2 separate regions of the Homo sapiens genome follow, and region 2 is linked to region 1. A link is a contact called in ENCODE Hi-C or POLR2A ChIA-PET data. All regions are on one chromosome and are shown on one strand. The core of a region is the stretch at or near the end of the contact, and the rest is flanking DNA. Distances in the headings are between cores, read along the strand shown.

The links. Hi-C counts contacts between places; a loop is a spot of excess contacts on that map. ChIA-PET counts read pairs that join two places held with the same protein, here RNA polymerase II (POLR2A). Pooled maps may share reads with other maps.
Region 2: a map of B cell shows a loop between it and region 1 (2.3-fold over the local background). The contact joins the promoter of PIM1 here to the enhancer-like site in region 1. A Hi-C loop is called at or near these places in 1 of 168 maps with a recorded cell type or tissue (B cell), 4 of 37 single-sample maps with no recorded cell type and 10 of 50 pooled maps. POLR2A ChIA-PET finds 5 or more read pairs at or near these places in 3 of 52 experiments (GM12878, RWPE1 and activated T-cell).

Annotation. Positions count from the first base shown.
Region 1 is chr6:36,688,743-36,694,513 of GRCh38, reverse strand. No RefSeq gene overlaps it. Among named protein-coding and RNA genes, the nearest start is that of RAB44, 6.2 kb to the left of the region's middle. Within about 2 kb of position 2,118, at least 8 of the 41 ENCODE cell types and tissues checked have a DNase peak (open chromatin) inside an H3K27ac peak, as active enhancers do; they include B cell, where a contact is called at or near this core.
Region 2 is chr6:37,168,063-37,173,833 of GRCh38, reverse strand. It overlaps PIM1 (Pim-1 proto-oncogene, serine/threonine kinase), which reads right to left and starts at 3,682. Exons shown (of 6, transcript NM_002648.4): 1 at 3,177-3,682; 2 at 2,955-3,061; 3 at 2,803-2,853; 4 at 2,343-2,709; 5 at 662-838. The coding sequence starts at 3,258. RefSeq lists silencers at 1,565-1,664, 2,854-3,173, 3,434-4,213 and enhancers at 1,324-1,917, 3,839-4,437.

The sequences.
Region 1 (5,771 bases), core at 869-3,368:
ACTTAACAATAGTATGTACATATACAAAGAGAGACTGATGAAGGAAACATGGTAAAATGTTAACATTTAGGAACAATGGTAAAGGGTATATGGGGATTATTTTACTATATTTGCAACTTCTCTGGATGTATAAGATTATTTCAAAACAAAAAGTTTTAAAAATTATTAAATTTAATTTCTAAATAAATGAATATTCTCACAACCAACTATCTGAGGAAATTGATACTCAGAGAGTTTCTGAGGCTTTATTGAACTAAATAAGGTACTCATTTATTTATTATTATTATTATTTTTGAGACAGGGCCTCACTCTGTTGCTTAGGCTGGAGTGCAATGGCACAATCATAGCTCACTACAGCCTCCCGGGCTTAAGAGATCCTTACACCTCAGCCTCCCAAGTAGCTGGGATTATAGGCATGCACCAACACACCCAGCTAATTATTGTATTTTTCGTAGAGATAGGGGTTTCACCATGTTGTCCAGGCTGGTCTGGAACTCCTGGACTCAAGTGATCCACCTGCCTCGGCCTCCCAAAGTGCTGGGATTACAGGCACTAGCCACCGCACCCGGCTTATTTATTCAACAAATGTTTATTAAGCACTTCTAGGTGCTGGACACTGTGCTACGAAATACAAAATATAGAAAATATAGAATATGAAAATGTAGAAAAATGTAGGGTAAAAAAAGCCATATGTAATATAATGCCAAACAGTGGTAATTGTTTTGAAGAAAAGCAAAGTAGACTGAAGGGCTAGAATGGTGGTGTGAGGTGTATTTTAGATGAGGTGCTCAGGGGAGGCCTGAGGAGGTGATGTTGGAAAGGACATGTGAGAAAGAAGATCTGGAAGAAGAGGTTCGAGGGGGAGGGAACGGTGAGTGCCGAGGCCCCGAGGCAGGAGCACGCTTTGTGTGCAAGAGAAACAACGAGGAGAGCTCCATGGTGGGAGCACGCGGGAGAGGGAAGGATGGGCGGAGATGGAGACAGAGGAAACAGGCAGGACCCGGAGACCATATGGGCCCATTTGGAGGGCGACATGAACCGACTTAGGTTTGAAAGGGATCCCCCCGCTGCTTTCATTCTGGAGAAGAGGCTGTACTAGGCAAAAGCAGCAGCAGGGAGACCCATGAGGAGTTAACATAATCCAGACAAGAGGCAGTGGCTTGGCCGCGGAGGGCAGTGGTGGAGGTGATGAAAGGTGGCTGGACTCGGGATATGTACTGAAAATAGGGCCAGCGGGGCTTGCTGCTCTATCTGGGCAAATGCAACAAGTCCAGGACCTTCTTTGCAGCAAAGGACTCTCTCCACTCCTCTGAGAACAGAGTGGGGTTGGATTTTTAAGGCCCAGCCCTCAGGATCTCAAGGCATCCTCAGTTTATTTGCCCCCCAACCCTCACCGGCCCTGCTCCCCACCATGGAAATAAAAGGGACATGGGGAAGGCAAGAGTGGTCACACCCTCGCGGGTGGAGCCGGAGTGCCAAGGAGTCCTGCGGGTGCTGAGAGCTCAGCCTGGCCTTGTCCTTGGCACCAGCCCCAGGGAAAAAACCTGCCAGGACACACCAAGCGCTAGGAGAAAAATTAGATCCAGGCACGTTTGGAAACGATGGAGCTAACTGAAAAATACGATGTTGCTGAACTTAAAAACACTGTGCTCGGAACTAGGTTTTGCAAAAATAGAATCAATGGACAAGGATCAAGGGCAGTGAAACTGTTTTACAATTAGGAAAGTTTTCACACTCACTAATTTTTAATTCCTTACAGATGCTTGAAAGCTCTTCACAGCTTGTTAAATCCTGAAGCAACAAACTCTCCATTCTAGGGCCCTGCAGTGTGAGCTGATGTGCAAGCTAGGACCTGAGCCTCCCTGCCTCCAGCTACTGACTCCAAAATAGCTCAAGGAGCTTAGGCAGGTGGGCAATCCCACAGAAAACCAGGGTCAGGGAGCTTGCTTCAAAGCTGCATTTGGGTAGCATTTTACATAAGATTGAGAAAACCTAAGTTACATCAAAGACTGAGGAGGTGCACAGAAAGAGGTGGGTCCCTGCAAGCCTCCTCTTAGAATTGTCACGGCAGCAGTGGCCCTGGGTGAGGCACTTCCCCTTTCTGGTGTATTGAGCAGGCAGTGTGATCTGGAGTCATCAGCGTGGACATCCTGGCCCCTCACCACTTCCTAGGGGCGTGAGCTCAGGCACTATCTGGCCCATATCTGTGTTCACCTAAACCTTTGGTAGATAGTTCCTGGCAGGCTAATGATTTCCCACCTCAAATGTCTTCATCCCTCTGGTTTTCTTCACCATTACAGGAATTTCTTCCACCCCATGAGGAGCAATCTGGACTAGGCCCTAGAGGCAGCCCTATCAGTGATGGACAGTGTCCTTAGATAAGTAGCCTAGATAGCCAGGTGAGTACTCCAGAGAGAAAATTGTAGGGTGTGTTCCACACGGTTTCCTTGAGGCTCCCTAGCAGGTTTAAGCCCCAGTTGCACACAGTGGAACTTGTTCACTGACACCTTTATTGGCCTTCTCCTTTTCTTTCTCACATTCTCTACTTTCCTGCTGTGCCTCCAGGGACTACCTCCCAGGCATTCCACCTGCACACAAGTCCTTGTCTCAAGTTGTTTGGGGAGTGGGGGTTGGGGGTGACTAAGACAGTTACCAGAAATGGCAGAAGCAGGATGGGCTTCTGAAAACAGATCCCTCACCAGTGAAGTGACAACGCGGACCCAAATGCTGGTAGTGAGTAAGGTGGTGATAACTCTTGGCAGACTACAGCATCACAGTGTCCACAATGTGTGTAGTGGATTGGGATGAGGCACAGGTAAAATTTCAGGGGCAACACTGACTTACACTGTAAGTCTAATACTTGAAAGATACAGGGCAATAGTAATGATAAGGATTATGGGGTTGGTTGGCTTTTGTTAATTGCCCTAGAAACCTTGAAGAAAACTCAGGGTATGTTGTGAAGACAGAACTCCATAACAGCATTCTAAATGACACTTATCTCTCATGGCCCAAGAGTAGGCTGTGCTGAAAATCAGGCCCAGGATCTGATTGTAAAAGGGGTGAAGCTTCAAGAGAGACTAAAGGCACAGCCTCAGCAGACCTACTACCCTAGGGTCAGAATTCTGATAGGGAAAGAATGGGGCATTAGGACCTGAATGGAGATATTTGGATAGACGCACTTGAGAAGCTTGTACCCTCAGCTTCCTTGAGCCTTCTAGGCCTGCAGAAGGGCTCCTTCCGTTACTAGAGAACAATCACCCATAACCTGAAGACCACACTAATGACTCACCTGAGGTGGATGTCTCACAAGGTGATGCTTATCTTCCTAAAGATCCTTCCCTCCTTTCCTCACTGCCTCTAGACCAGGGTCAAAAAACATTTTCTTAAAGGGCAAGAGAGTAAATATTTTAGATATGCAGGCCATGTGGTCTCTGTTGCAACTATTCGATTCTACTTTTGCACTTAAAACGACAGTGCAAAAACAACCATGGGCAACAGGTAAACAAATAAGTGTGCGTGCATTCCAATAAAACTTTCTATACAAAAACAGGCAGCTGGTGCATGGAACTATGGTTTGCCTACCCCTGCTCTAGACCAGTAATTAGGGTCAGGTCTTACCATTGCCCAAGCAGGAAAGTATATAGTCCCCATTGCTGGAGGAAATAGCTTATTCACAAAAAAAAGCTACAGGTCTGGCTGACAAATATTAGTAGGAACAGGAAAACACATATAGGAGGAGATCTTGAGGATGTGGGACTGGGGCTGGGAGGAGCTGAGGAATACAAAGCTAGATAAAGAGGGTTTTATGGAGGGACCCTTCCTTTGACTCAGAATTTAACATCCTGGCGAGACCACTGGAACTGGTCTTAACACACTGCTGAATTGGTCCTTAAGGTTTAGACACAGTGATGGCTGACAGTGAGGTGGCAATGCTGAAACAGCCTTGGAAGAGTACTAATGACGGATTAGAAGGCTCAGAGACGAGGGCCCAAAAGGCCTTCCCTTTGCAAAGCAATAAAGAAGTGCCTAGTGAAAGGAGCTCAGTGCTGGGTGTCCTCCATAGCCCAGGTTGACAGAGGAGATACTCCCATGGAATGCCATGGCCACTGTCGATGGAGACATTAAGGTTCTGGAAGAGCAGAGACCACATAGGGCCACTTAATCATCAGAGGCAAGGTGGACACAATTATAATGACAGGCAGCAAGGCCTGAATGTTAACCAGGGGTCTTTGGTCTGCAGGGCTCTGCAGCAGTGGTGTCCTTAGGGCAAGAGAGGTGAGCATTTAATGAGAGTCTTGCTTGACTTAACCACAAAAGATCAAGGTGAGTGAGCAGAGGCTGATGTCAGCTGCCGAGACAGAAAATCGCAATCTCTTACCTAGTTTCCAGCTTTGAGCCAGTTCTGACCCAGGACGCACTGATGGAAGAGAAAGATCCGTAATGCCACTATAAACATATAAAATAAACGTTTCCTTGATTCTTCCCGAAAGCACCCTCTGGCTATTTACCGGAATAGCTGTACAGTGTGGAACTGGGAATAACCAGATCATTTGAGGTCTGTTAGATAAAGGGTTTGAGCTTTCACTGCTTCTAGATGACCCAAAACACCATTATAGCCTCCTTTCAGAGAGGGGGACATAGAAGGCCAGATGGTAATAGAGTCCTAGCCAAGCTCATCTCCCAGTGAGTCTGTGGACCTACTCTATGGTTATTTCCTAGCCCTTGAGTACAAATTGGGATGCATAGCTTCACAGATAGTAGAACTCTCACATTCTGCCACATTCTCACGTTCTCTGTCATCTGTAGAATAAGAGCCATTATAGAAAGAAAGACCAAGTAGAAGTCTCTAAAATTATCCCGCTGGTCAAGGTAGTAAATCAGAAGCAATAGCATATCCCAGGTGGGTAGAAATTAGTGATTCCCTCAGAGACTTAAAGGATACTGAGGTGGTCCCTATAGTATCTCCATAGGATCCACCACATACTGCCCCTGTAAAAACCCACTGAAGCATGGTGATTGATGATTATCCACGGGGCAGCCCTAATCACAGCCATGATCAGATACCGTATCCTTACTAGAATAGTCTACACAGCCTCTGATGGTAAGAAGCCAATACTATGACAAGTGTGTTCTTTTCAATCCGTATCAGGAAAGGGGATCAAAAGTGGTTCACATCCACTTTCCCTACAACAATTTAGAGATCTATCAAATCATTAAAGTTTTAAGTGGTCAAATAAACTGGGGCATGCTGGGTCATTCCCTCTGTGGTAAAGGACAACTTAGTATATCTTGCACCTCTTACCATTTTTTTTTCTTTTTTTTAAATTATACTTTAAGTTCTAGGGTACATGAGCACAATGTGCAGGTTTGATACATAGGTATACATGTGCCATGTTGGTTTGCTGCACCCATCAACTCATCATTTACATTAGGTATTTCTCCTAATGCTATCCCTCCCCCAGGCCCCCACCCCCCTCTTACCACTTTTTAATTTGGGTTTCAGAGGCAGTGTACTAAAGATCACTCCAGCCCATTTATTGGATGATTTAGTAAGCTGCCATGTTTAAGCAGCGGCCGGAGCAAGAGAGGGCTCTGAAACAGGTGCAGGCTATGGGACAAGCACTTGGGTCACACGCCCCAGTGTATTCCCTGGTCCTGGACTTTTATCTGTGGATAAGTAGACAGTTGTGAAGTCCCTGGAAGTCCCCTCTGGCGGGGAGAGTCTCGTTTCAGAACTCTATGATTCTAGTAGAAAGCTCTGCCCTGTGCAG
Region 2 (5,771 bases), core at 2,433-4,932, 480 kb before region 1:
CCCAGGGAGGCCAAGCATTTTCTAGAACACTGTGCTGGGTACCCTTCAATAGGAAGGTATTGACTAATATCTGGGTCCTCCAGTCTGCTTTCAGCTAAAAACTGACTCCCCTCTTAAACCTGTGGTTTTCAAACTTCAATAGTGGGGGCCTTTCCCACAACACCCACTCACCAGAAATAGGAAGGATGATGACAAGAGATTTTGATGAGACACCACTGAGCATGATGAAATGATTCAATTCACCTACCAACTTACAAACACGAACACCACCCACAGTGAGGTCACTGGTACCAAAATATTTGGAGCTGCTGCCTTAAAGAAGATGCTAAAAGAGCTTTTAACTTTTTACTCCCTGGCAAAACAGCCAGGAATTATCAGGTTTCTGTTGGTACCTTTAAAAAAGTTTTTGGAGAAGCCAGATTGTCTTTTCTTCTTAATATGCTCACACATGCCTTCCTCTGACCTCCCAAGGAAAGCTCAAGTGCAAACCATGTGATTTATGAGGCCAGCTCAAGTGTAAATCACTCACCTACAATTCTAAGCCAAGGGTGACAGAATCTACTGGAGAGTGAAGCTCTCCAGAATTTCAAAGACTGTCCCATGAAGACTAATAGCCCCATTAAGACCAATAACCCCATGGCCAGGGGTTTCCATCAGTTACCTGAAGAGACCCTCTGCCTGAAGAAAACCTGGCCCCTGATGATCTCTTCGTCATGCTCGAAAGGAATATCTCCACACACCATATCATACAGCAGGATCCCCAGGGACCAGACTGCCGCCGACCTGCCATGGTAGCGATGGTAGCGGATCCACTCTGGAGGGCTATACACTCGGGTCCCTGTGAGCCAAGGGAATAGAAGAGAAAACACACTTTTAGCAAAAACAAGCACAAAGAAGCTGGGTGGTATATATAACTCTTTCTTTTAAAAAAAAAAAAAATCCCTTCTCTCAGGAGCTAGGTGAACTCCATTTTTCCCTCTGGGCTAAGGAGAGTGGAGGCGCACCTTACGGCATCTCTCCAACCCAAAGCATTACCCACCTCTCTGCTAGCCCAAACCATAAACTGAAATTCTTTATGAACTGCTCCAAGAAACAAACACAGCTGGCCGCAGACCCAAAACTTGAGGCCCTGTGAGGCAGGACCGCCTGCGAAGGATGAAGGGATGCATGTCTGCACAACCAAGAAAGGTATCTCATAGACTATCCTTAAATTGCATTCACCACTGCCCAGGAGCCCGGGTGAGATTCTCATGGCCGACAGGATCCAAGCAAGGATGCTTGCACAACATCCTAAGTCAGGGTGCCCTTTGGGAGGCCTTCCTCCCCACCCGATGCAAGCAGGAGCAGACACCCACACCCTTTCCTCCCTAGACTGGAAAGGTAGACAGAGCTGCAGGGTTGGTTTCAGACCACGTGATTCCTGTTTACAAACTTTGGGTAGTAAAAGAAAAAGGAGGGGCCATGCCGCTGGTGCTCACCAGGGGGCAGCAAAGACTTGAAAGAAAAAACATGGGAGGACCCGGCCAGCCATTAACTGTTAAATACAAAAAATGCAGCCCAACCCAGCGTCCTCCAAGGGCAAATAAACATAAACCACAAGCCCGAGTCACAAGTTTTGAAAGGCTGTCGTTTGTTAGGTTAAGCCGCTCAGATGATGACCCACCCTCCGCAGCTTTGATCTCAGGCTCTCCATTCCTTCTTTTCTGAAAGAACCCGCTCCAAGCCCCTCCCTAGGATAGGTTTTCATCCTCTCTGCGGAGACACCCAACTAATTTTCAAACCAGCGACAGATCTTATTTCACAACATTCATTCCTGACTCTCTCTCCCCTTAACACTAAAGAAAAAAAAAAGCCACCAGTAATAATATAGTTCCTATTCCTTAACCTTCCCTAGATCAGAAAGGAGTTAAGAACTGCAGCTCTAAAACTACCATACAGAAAACTAACTCCCTTATAAAATAAAACAAAAATTACAAAACCGGCATCAATTTCCACCTCTTCCCCCGCCCCCATCCTTTTACTGGCGGGGAAACTGGGTCAGACTTTAGAAAAATCTGGGCTACCGCCGGTTGCCCACAACCTCTTATTCATCGGGAAAGCCTGGAACTAACTGAATTCCACTTGAAGAATAAAATCATGCCAGAAACATTACAGGTTCAGCTGGCTGAAAATCCCCGGCTTTACTACGCTGGGAGGCTCTCCTGCGTCCCACCCCGGCTAGCATCGAGCCAGGCGGCCCAATGACCTTTACAAAAGGCTGGCGCGGGAGACTGGCCGAGGCCTCCGGACTGGGCCGGGCCGGGCCGAGTCACCTGGGCAGCTCCCTCCCGGGCCTGGCTCACCATCGAAGTCCGTGTAGACGGTGTCCTTGAGCAGCGCCCCCGACCCGAAGTCGATGAGCTTGAGCTCGCCGCGATTGAGGTCGATAAGGATGTTTTCGTCCTTGATGTCGCGGTGGAGCACCCCGCAGTTGTGGCAGTGCCGCACGGCCTCCAGCACCTGCCAGAAGAAGCTGCGGGCCAGCTCCTCTTGCAGGGCTCCCCTTTCCGTGATGAAGTCGAAGAGATCTTGCACCGGCTCGGGCCTCTCCAGGATCAGGACGAAACTGTCGGGCCTCTCGAACCAGTCCAGGAGCCTAATGACGCCGGAGAAACCCGAGCTCACCTTCTTCAGCAGGACCACTTCCATGGGCACTCGAGTGCCATTAGGCTGCAGGGGCGAGGGGGCCGCGTTAGGGCGGGAGTCGGGGGCGCCCCTCACCCCACCCACTCATCCTGGGGGTCGCTCCTGCAGGGCACTCACCAGCTCTCCCCAGTCGGAAATCCGGTCCTTCTCCACGTGTTTGATGGCCACCTGGAAGCCCAGGGTCTCCGTCAGGTTCCCTCGTCCGGGCTAAAGCACGCCCGTGCGCCCCCCGCCCGGCGCGCCCTCCCCACCGCGGGGCGCCCACTCACCGGCAAGTTGTCGGAGACGCGGATGCCTGAGTAGACCGAGCCGAAGCCGCCGCTGCCCAGTAGCGGGCCCACCTGGTACTGCGACTCCAGGGGCTCCTTCTCCTTGCCTAGGAAAGGGGGAAGCACGGGGACTCAGTGCCGGCCCGCGAGCCGCCAGCTCCCCACCCAGGAGATCCCGCCGCCGCCCCGCATCCCCGGGCCGGAGGCGGGGGGTGCTCTCACCGGGCGCCAGCTTGGTGGCGTGCAGGTCGTTGCAGGGCGCGGCGCGCAGGTGGGCAAGCGAGTTGATTTTGGACAAGAGCATCCCAACCTCCAGGATGTCGGCGCAGGGACGGTGCCCAGAGGAGCTGCCGCAGGAGCCGGAGCCGGGGCTGTGCCGAAGGCTATGCCTGGGGCTGTGGCTGTGGCTGTGGCTGCGGGTGGCGTTGCGGCTGTGGCTGCGGCTGGCGCGGAAGGCCGAGGGCGAGTCGGAGGACAACTGAGGGCGCTGCCGGGACTGGCGGCGGGAGGGCGCGCCAGCGGGGTCGGGCAGCGCTGAGAACGGCGGGGTGAGCGGCTCGTGGGGCTCGTGCGGCAGCGCCGCGGGGCAGGAGGCTAGTGGTTGCTGCTGCTGCTGCTGCTGCTGCTGCTGCCGGTCCCGCCGCCGCCGCTGCCACCGACTCCTCTCGGGCCTCCTCAGCCACCGCGGCCGCTGCAGCAGACGCCCGGCTCGCCCCGCAGCCAGGAGTAAAGGGGAGGAGCGCGCCGGCGGGGAGGGCGCGCGGGGAGGGCGCGGCGGGCGGGGACGGGGCGGGGCCTCTCCGGGAGGCCAAGGCGGGGAGCAGGGCTGCCGGGCCGGCCGAGGGAGGAGAGGGGGTGGGGAAGCGGCGGGACTGGGCGACTCCCCTCGGCCCCCGCCCCGCGCGCTCTGTGGCCGCGCCCCGGCCCCGCCCCTGCCAGCGCTACTCCAGCCAACCAGAGGCCGATTGATCTGCATAACTCGGCGCGCCCCGCCCCCGCCCCGCCCAGCTCTCGCGGTCAGAATGGTCTCTACGCCGCCACGACGTGGCGGGAAGGAAAAGGCGCCAAAATGGAGGGGGAGGGGCGCGGGGCGTGAGGGGAGGCGGGAGCTGGGTGTAGGGCCGCGAGGGAGGAAGGATGGGGAGGGGCGTATCGATTCAAACCCAAACAATAACAAAGCCATCAAAGGCCGCCCGAGGCCGGCTCTGCGGCTCTCCGTTTCGCTGAGGGTTTTGGGTCAAGGGCTCGAGCCGGAGCATAACAAGTTGCGCGGAGACGACGGGCGTTAGTGTGTCAGGCGGGGAGGCCGGCGCGCCGGGTGTCGGACTGTGTGTGGGGATGCCGACGAGGGTGGTCTTTCTGTGTGACTCAGACCCGAGACCTCCAAGTCGGCTGGGGCGGGCTGACGTCGCGCTGTAGGCTGGGGGCGGATTCTGGGGGTTTGTGTGTTGGGGGGCGCGTCGGGGGCGAAGGATCCGCAGGACATGAGTCACGGAGGGAGTGGAGGAGTCAGGCCTGGAACAGAACTGGAGGCGGGAGCCCCGCTCCTGCGGGAAAGGGATGCAGCCCTCAGTCGTTCCGGCCGGCTAAAAGCTCAGCCACGGGATTCCCATTTTAGAAATGCAAAAGCACCAGCGAATCCTGATTTCTGGGAAGGGATGTGTGTCAAAGGGCCGGGTAAAGAGGAAATCACGAAGCAAATGTTAGTGTTGTGATGCCAGATGCTGCCTCAGCCCCTTCTGTGAGGGCGGAAAATTCCTCATCTAAAACGAGGGTGGGAGGGTGCGCTTGATTTAACCAGTTTTCACGTTGTAGTCACCTTTTCATCAGCCTGTTATTACCAGGCAGGCAATACCAGCAATTATTGGCCAACCCCAAGTCTTGTCTCAAAGGAAACCCCCCACCCTCTGCCTCCCTTGGAAATAACCCGGAACACTGACCAATTCCACTTGCATCCTTTGTCCTTTTAAACTTCATGTAGAGTTGATAACGACGTGTGAAATGAGTAAATTAAAATACTATATAATCCATAAATTGAATTGTCAGTGGCCTAAGTAATTGAAAGCTAACTACATTCTATTTTAATTTTTTGAAGTGCCTGCCATTTAAAGGAAAAATCAGGATCCCTATAGCTGTCATTAGTGAATTTAAATGTTTCCTTTGAAAGTTTTCTACAGTGCTTGCTTTATAAAAGTGCCCAGATCCTCCACAACTTTTATGAATTTATCCTACAAAATATTACATATTTTCCTTTTGTTTGTGTACTGTGGCCGAACTCATTCATTTTTTATGACTAGGAGAAAACCCAAGGGAACAAGAATTACTCCCTTTTTGCAGATAGGAAAATGAAACATAAATAGGATGGCACAGGGTCATACAGCAGCTAAGAGAGGAGATGAAATGACCCAAATTCACCTCCTGAGTATTCAAAGCTTTCCGCTTATCAGGGTCTAAAACTGTCCTTGGCACCGAACAAGACATCATTAAACATATGTGATTCCCACTTCCATCCCTTCTACCCTCCCTTTCCTTTCTCAAACCCTCAAATGTAGTCAAACAGAACTATTCCCACTTGTTCCCACTCGCCTAGCACTTTACAGACCCTTTGCCTTTGCGGAAGCAATCAACCTGTCCTGGGAGAGCCCTCTCTACCTCTCCACTTTTATTCAAAGCCTTTCCACTCTTTAGGAAACAATTGTAGTTCTACCACAGATTGATGAACAAACTCAGAGCATTGGTTCACTGTCCACTAATCTGACAGTTGGGATTTGTTTTTTTAAATCCTTTTTGTTCATTTACTTTTCCATTATACTTTGT